2 separate regions of the Homo sapiens genome follow, and region 2 is linked to region 1. A link is an interaction called in ENCODE POLR2A ChIA-PET data of the cell type or tissue named here. Cell type or tissue: GM12878. All regions are shown on one strand.

What was found. Peaks named below come from ENCODE experiments on the same cell type or tissue, not always from the same donor. Only the 100,000 strongest peaks of a DNase experiment are listed, where the experiment ranks them.
Region 2: POLR2A ChIA-PET joins it to region 1 with 9 read pairs; 11 of 35 experiments call an interaction of 5 or more read pairs at or near these places.

What each region holds. Positions count from the first base shown.
Region 1 is chr15:64,657,224-64,661,223 of GRCh38, reverse strand. All of the region lies in intron 3 of ZNF609 (zinc finger protein 609), which reads right to left. Among named protein-coding and RNA genes, the nearest start is that of OAZ2, 44 kb to the left of the region's middle. In GM12878, no CTCF peak of the experiment used is centred here; no DNase peak of the experiment used is centred here.
Region 2 is chr15:64,422,486-64,426,485 of GRCh38, reverse strand. It overlaps TRIP4 (thyroid hormone receptor interactor 4), which reads right to left. Exons shown (of 13, transcript NM_016213.5): 10 at 2,331-2,455; 11 at 855-946. Among named protein-coding and RNA genes, the nearest start is that of ZNF609, 36 kb to the left of the region's middle. In GM12878, no CTCF peak of the experiment used is centred here; a DNase peak (open chromatin) is centred at 2,305; H3K4me3 peaks cover 820 bases; H3K27ac peaks cover 1,246 bases.

The DNA of each region.
Region 1 (4,000 bases):
TTGGGAGGCCAAGGCGGGAGGACTGCTTGAGCCCAGGAGTTCGAGACCAGCCTGGCCAACATGGTGAAACCCTGTCTCTACAAAAAATACCAAAATTAGCCAGACATGGTGGCACACGCCTGTAGTCCCAGCTACTTGGGAGACTGAGGCAGGAGAATCACTTGAGCCCAGGAGGTGGATGTTGCAGCAGTGAGTCCACATCACGCCACTGCACTCCAGCCTGGGTGACGGGAGTGAAACCCGGTCTCAACAAACAAACAAACAAACAAACAACAAAAACCCAGAGAGTGATAAGCTATGGAGAAAAACAAAGCAGAAGACGATGTGAGGGATGGTGATGCTGCTATTTTATAAAGGGCAATTTTAAAAAGCCTTCTCAAGAAGATGACATTCAAGCAGAGAAACCTGTAAGAGGTGAGACAGCGAGCTCTGTGGAAATTAGAAGACATTTTAGGCAGCGGAAAAAGCAAGTACAAAGGCCCTGTGGTGGAAATGCACATGGCACGTTCGGAAGAGCAAAGAGGATAGTGTGGCTGTAGTGGAATAAATGAGGGGAAGAGTGAGAACACATGAGGTCAGAGAGACAGCATATTAGTGACAACGGTGGACCAGATCACACAGACTGGGGATTGGCAGGCTTTTAAAGTAAGGGACAGATAGTAAATATTTAAAGCTTTGCAGGCCACACAGTCTCCGTCATAACTTCTCAACTCTTATAGTAGAAAAAGAGCCCCAGACAATATGTAAACAAATAGGCATAGTTGTGTTTCAATAAAACTGTATTATAAAAACCAGAAGTGGGACTGGATTTGGTAACCGAATCCTAACTTGCTAATAATCCCTGACATAGACCGTCTGCACCTTGAGGAACAGATTATGAGGCCAGAGGGGAACTGTATTTATGTTCAGGCTCTGGCCTCAGAATGAACTCTCACTGAAACAAAGATATAAATGAGAGCCAGATAAAAAAGAAATACTTTTATTAATATTAGGCATTCAAAGGTTGTTTATTGGACTGATAAAATGAAAAAAGCAGCTTGTCTAAGGCCCAAAATAATTATTTCATTATTTCTATAGAAAATGTTTTGAGGCCAGGTGTGGCAGCTCATGCCAGTAATCCCAGCATTTTGGGAGGCTGAGGTGGGCAGATCACCTGAGGTCAGGAGTTCAAGACCAGCCTGGCCAACATGGCGAAACCCCATCTCTACTAAAAATACAAAAATTAGCTGAGCATGGTGGCGTGCACTTGTAATCCCAGCTACTCGGGAGGCTGAGGCAGGAGAATCGCTTGAGCCCAGGAGGCAGAGGTTGCAGTGAGCCAAGATCATGCCACTGCACTCCAGCCTGGGCAACAAAGCAAGACTCAGTATCAAAAAAAAAAAAAAAAAGAAAGAAAGAAAAATATTTTGCGTTCCAAAAAAATGTTTTGAAAATTAACTTTGGACCACAAACCATTCGTAAGTTGGGGACTTCCCATATACAGAGCGTATTTTAAAATTTTCTTGATGACTCAGGGTCATTATTCTAGATACAATTATTCTGTGGTGTGGTAAAGAGATGTCCCTTTGAAGGTTCCTGAGATATTAGGGGTTAATGGCCCTCTTTAATTGAGACCAAACTACTCTGCTGAGTTTCTGTGTTTTGCTTCTCGGTCTCCTCTTTGGCTGTCAGCAGTTACTTTTTCTCGTCATTAATATGTCTGCCTTCTGCAGTAGTCTTTCCCTTATCACCAACCTCTCTATTACATCCAACTTCCTTCTTCCAATCTACTTTAGGCTAGGAAATCAGGGAGTAAATATTAACGTAGCTCTATCATCCACTAATTACATGATTCTCTTAAGGGTCTGTTATTTGGAACTCAAAGTCCATGGGGAAAAATTCTATAGCTACTAACCAAAGGAATCAGTCTGAGAAACTATTTTTGGTAACTCCCTACGACCACAGTTTGCCAGCGAGTTTTGAATGCAGTGTGTGAGTGTGTGTGGTAAATGTCCAATAAAAAACTTTTAAAAAACTAAAAACGCGTTTTATACCTCTTTTGAACATGTTATTTCTAACAACAATGGGTAATGAGGATCTCAGTTCAGGTGCCAAGAATTCCCAGAAATGGCTACAAATGAAACATAGATCTTTAAGGCTCTCCTAGAGAGAGAAACGAAAAAGCACAACTTTGGGAGGCTGAGGTGAGCAGATCACTTGAGGCCAGTTGGACACTAGCCTGGCCAACATGGTGAAACCCCGTCTCTACTAAAAATATGAAAATAGTTATTTTCCATTAAAAATACTATTTATATTACCATGTAACAGGTTCATTATTATGAATAATACACACTTTGAGTTTCTAAATTTTAATTCCTAAATGGTAGATATCAATAGATATAATCTATAAAAACAAAAGTTCTTTGAGGTCCTCAATACCTTTTTTTTTTTTGAGACAGGATCTTTGTCATCCAGGCTGGAGTGTAGTGGTATGATTACGGCTCACTGAAGCCTCAACCTCCAAAGCTCAAGTGATCCTCCTCTCTCAGTTTTCTAAGTAGCTAGGACCACAGGTGTGCACCACCACACCCAACATATACGCTATTGTCAGATTAATCTACCTCAACATATATTATACATAATATGTATATTATATATAATGTGTGTGTGTGTGTGTGTATATCTTTCAAAGTGCTGGGATTATAAGTGTGAGCCATGGTATGTGGCCCTTCAATAATTTTTAAGTTAGGCTGGACGCGGTGGCTCACACCTGTAATCCCAGCACTTTGGGAGGCTGAGGAGGGTGGATCACCTAAGATCAGGAGTTCGAGACCAATCTGATCAACATGGGGAAACCCCATATCTATTAAAAATACAAAATTAGCTGGGCGTGGTGGTGCATGCCTGTAATCCCAGCTACTCGGGAGGCTGAGACAGGAGAATTGCTTGAACCTGGGAGGCGGAGGTTGCGGTGAGCCGAGATCGTGCCATTGCACTCCAGCCTGGGAAACAGAGCAAGACTCCGTCTCAAAAAAAAAAAATAGTAATTTTTAAGGTAAATGAAAAGGGGTCCTGAGACCAAAAAGTATAAGAACTGCTACACATAAGGCATAAAAGCCAAGCATTGTTTTCCTTCTGCCTCTTTATAGAGAAGTTAACTAAGCTGCTGCTATCTTCATGCTGGGAGACAGAAAGCTGGGGATCAAGCCACTTCTACCAGTGCAGTCAGTTTTGCCTTTCAGGGATTTGCTTGCCCAGTTTGAATTCTTGAAAGTTGTGAGAATTCTGGATCCTGAGGAGAGGCAACTGATGATCTGTAAAGGAAGCAGGAAACTTTGGGCATAGCCAGGAGGGATCAAGGGCTAAAAAAAAAAGAAGTAAATAGAGTTGACTTTCTGGCATTTGGACAAGAGTCAGCCACCATGACCTGCCCATTCTGCCTTTGAAATCTCTGAATAATGTCTTCCTCTCCACATCCCCACAACCACTAGAGTCTAAGTCCTCATTAACTTACCTGTAGACTATCCCAATAGTCTTTGAATTGTGCTCCCTAACTCCACCCTTTATCTCTGTCAATCCAGGCGGTAAACTATTGTCAGATTAATCTACCTCAAACGCTGCTGTTTTTTTTTGAGACGGAGTCTCCCTCTGTCGCCAGGCTGGGGTGCAGTAGCGCGATCTCAGCTCACTGCAACCTCCGTCTACGGGGTTCAAGTGATTCTCCTGCCTCAGCCTCCCGAGTAGCTGGGACTACATGCACGCACCACCATGCCCAGCTAATTTTTGTATTTTCAGTAGAGACGGGGTTTCACCATGTTGGCTAGGATGGTCTCAATCTCTTGACCTCATGATCCATCTGCCCTGGCCTCCCAAAGTGCTGGGATTACAGGTGTGAGCCACCATGCACGGCCTCAAACACTGCTTTTATGCAACTAATCAGCAAATACATAATACCTATTATTTTTTATAATTTTTTTTTTTTTTTGAGACACAGTCTTGCTCTGTCACTCAGGCTGCAGTG
Region 2 (4,000 bases), 230 kb after region 1:
TAAAGTGATCCACCCGCTTTGGCTTCCCAAAGTGCTGGGACTGCAGGTGTAAGCCACTGCGCCCGACCTGTCAGTTCAATCTTTAGTGATAAAAATTAAAATATATAAATGCATACATATGTACATTCATACATATGTACATTCATACATAAATACACATACCTCCTCCCAAATATGGCACAGTCCTGGCAATCAGAGTCAAATACATTTGCCTATCATGAGTTCAATAGCCTGGACCAAAAGCTCCAGAATTAGCAATAACAGATCCTAGTATTCCCACCCCCCAATCAAAATAATTCAAGGGATAATCAAGGGTTTCTTCAAAAGAAGCAAGGTTTTGGTAAGGGATGAAGACCCTATATACTTGCTAGCTGCATTGTGGCAATAGCTTTTTTTTTTCCCCCAGAAGGAATCTCACTCGGTTGCCCAGGCTGGAGTGCAGTGGCAGGACCTCAGCTCAATGCAACCTCCATCTCCCGGGTTCAAGCTATTCTCCTGCCTCAGCCTTTGGAGCAGCTGGGACTACAGGCACGTGCCACCACACCCGGCTAATTTTTTGTATTTTTAGTAGAGATGGGGTTTCACTGTGTTAGCCAGGATGGTCTTGATCTCCTGACCTTGTGATCCACCTGCCTCGGCCTCCCAAAGTGTTGGGATTACAGGCCTGAGCCACCAGCGCCCGGCCTGGAAACAGCTTTTTATACAGATATTTATATGCACCAGGCTGGGTGTGGTGGCTCATGCCTATAATCCCAGCACTTTTAAGAGGCCCAGCCTCTTAAAGTGCTTTCAAGACCAGCCTGGCCAACATGGCGAAACCCTGTCTCTAAAAAAAAAAAGTATTCTTTACTCACCTGCTCCTTAAATTGCTTCTGGGACAAGCAGTCAATTAGGTCCACACAGCCCAGAAGACAACCTGACGGATAGTCATTAGGAAATTCCACATCTGAATCAGGAATAACAAAAATATTGAATAAATTTCCTTCTTTGTGATCTTGGAACTCAGGAATCTGTTTTCAATTCTGAACAAACATTAATAACTTTTTCCATTATCTATTTGTAGACATAAGGAAAACAGTGAAATTTACTTGGCACAACTGTTTGCATTTTAGCAAAAAAATCTAGTGAGTGGCTGGCTTAGTCCACTATCCACATGTTAAGCTAGAAAATTTTTCCTTTGCCCTCATACCATCAAAGTTCAAGGACCCCACAAATTCATCCTAATACAAATCGATTCTACTATACGCCATTGGATCAGATTGGAGTTTGGCAGTGATGAGTTTTGGAAGCAAAGTAAGGCAGTTACAGGTGACAAGAAAAAAAAAACATCAAAATGTGGTTAAAACCATAAGAATGAATGTCTTTAAAACAAGCCAGTCCATATCAATAGGAATAGAAGTGTGCTTTTAGGCCGGGCTCAGTAGCTCACACCTATAACCCCAGCACTTTTGGAGGCCAAGGCAGGCAGATCACTTGAGGTCAGGAGTTCAAGACCAGCCTGGCCAACATGGTGAAACCCTGTCTCTACTAAAAATACAAAAAATTAGCTGGGTGTGGTGGCATGCGCCTGTGGTCCCAGCTACTCGGAAGGCTGAGGCAGGAGAATCACTTGAACCTGGAAGGCGGAAGTTGCAGTGAGGAGAAATGGCGCCACTGCACTCCAGTCTGGTTACAGAACGAGACTCTGTCTCAAAAAAAAATAAAAAAGAAAAGTGCTTTTAAGGAAGCATGAACTTTTTATTCCTAGTGATTCTTTAAGCCTTGTTTCTTAAAAACCTTTAAAGATGGTTGTGTAGTTGTCCTTTTATTCTACCCTCAAAACAACTGTATGAGCTGGATAACACAAAGGAAAAACAGGATGCCCAAAGGTCAGAAGTCTTTTTAAGGATCCAAAGTTAGTATTCTTGGGGTGATTCCCAAAATACGTTGCTTAAATCAATCAACTTTGATTTGTACAAATCCAATAGTAGGTGTCTATTTAGGCCACTCTCAATGAAAATTCCTATTTGTGGTTGTTCTTCCCAATGTAAGGATCTCAGAGTTTACACTAGTCATTTTACCTTTAGAGTAAAGAAGATGATTTTCTCAGATAAAAAAATTAAGACTAGTTGATTTCTTGTGTTGGAAATTGATATTTTTATTTGCACTGTTTTGACAGATTAATGCTTTGAACGCTGTCAATGATTTACCACTAAACAAACAAACATATACAAAGATTAAAAGTCTCTTTTAACAAAGAAAAAGCCAAAGAAAGAAGGAAGTGAAAGAAGATGAACGTCAATGACTTCTCTCCATAAAGTAAAATTGAAAGGAGAATATGCGGCTGTTACCTTTCCCACGAAGAAGACGATATGTAGCCTGGAGTTCTGAGACTTCTTGAGGGGAGGGTTTTTTAGCTGTGGCTGCTATCCAAAGTCGTCCTCTGTGGGGGGTGTACCAGGATCTGCCCTCCACCCTTAAACAAATAGAAATTTAGTGGGAAGGATATAAATTCTAGTTTCCTGGAATATCCCATAATATATAACAAATCCTATAGCAAATTATCCAGTTGAACCAAGAGGTCTATAGATGATGCCTTCTCAAGAGCAGTATCTTTTGTCAAAAACACTTTTCTCTCACAATACTTTTCACTTGAGGATGAACTCTGTCCACTAATTTCTCCTCCATCAGAATAGCGACAAGTCATCTCTCTCAACTCTTGACTGCTTTTCACCTGATCCCTACAACTCAGATTTGGAACCCTGACCAGTCTTGGTGCTTCTCCAATACAAATCCTATATTTTCAAGGCATATAAATCATATTAGAGATATGGAAATCCTTGCCCTTGAGTCAAAGGCTAACCTTTCCCTAGAAGATTAGTTGATTTGTTCTCCAACCTGACAGAAAAATCCTCATCTACACACAACTCCCAAGAATGTTACTTTTTATTTATTTAAAATAATTTAAGTAAATAAAAACGCTTATCTTTACTCTTCAATTAGAACCACACCCATTTGCTTTTTTTTTTTTTTTTTTTTTTTTTTGAGACGGAGTCTCGCTCTGTTGCCAGACTGGAGAGCAGTGGCGCGACCTCGGCTCACTGCAACCTCCGCCTCCTGGGTTCAAGCGATTCTCCTGCCTCAGCCTCTTGAGTAGCTGGGACTACACGCACGTGCCACCACACCCAGCTAATTTCTGTATTTTTAGTAGAGATGGGGTTTCACCATGTTAGGATGGTCTCGATCTCTTGACCTTGTGATCTGCCCACCTCGGCCTCCCAAAGTGCTGGGATTACAGGCATGAGCCACCATGCCCGGCTCCATTTGCATTTTTAAATTGTATTTGGGGTTTTCTTTGAGGATTATTAAACAACTTGTGGACTAGTTTGAAAAAACCTCTAAAGAGAATAACAGAATGTATTCAGGAGAATTTAATTGCTACTTTCCAAGGATTACAAAAAGATGTTTCTCTTTCCCCTCCCACCAAATTAAATAAAGTACCTTGATAATATATCCCTCTTATCCCATTCTTATAATGGAAAATGGGGTCATGAATTTTTCATATCCTTGGTTTCCCAATATAGATAAATTGGAAGAGTGCCAGGCACACAGTAGGTGCACGATATGGGGAATGAACCAATGTATATCTTCCCTCTAGGCCAAATAACCTGAAGAATTACTGGGAAAATGGTCCCACAAATGTGGCAAAACCACCTACTTTATTTCTGTGGGATTAAAATAAAGTGACTGTGTACTAGATGCTGCTCATTCTTTCGCTTCTGTGAGAAAATTTGAATAACAGATCCAAATAGGATGAGAGAAATGTAAACACTCTGATTCCCTTAGCAGAAGGCAAGTTGTTTAGTTTTCTACTTTGGAAAAGCAAGACACCTAAATTGCAGAAAACTCAATGAGAAGAACAGACATCTAAGGTTTTGATCATCCTGGAGCAGAAGCGGATTCCCATGCACTTGTTCTAATGGCGTTTACAGACATGAACTATGAAACAATTAGGAGCCAA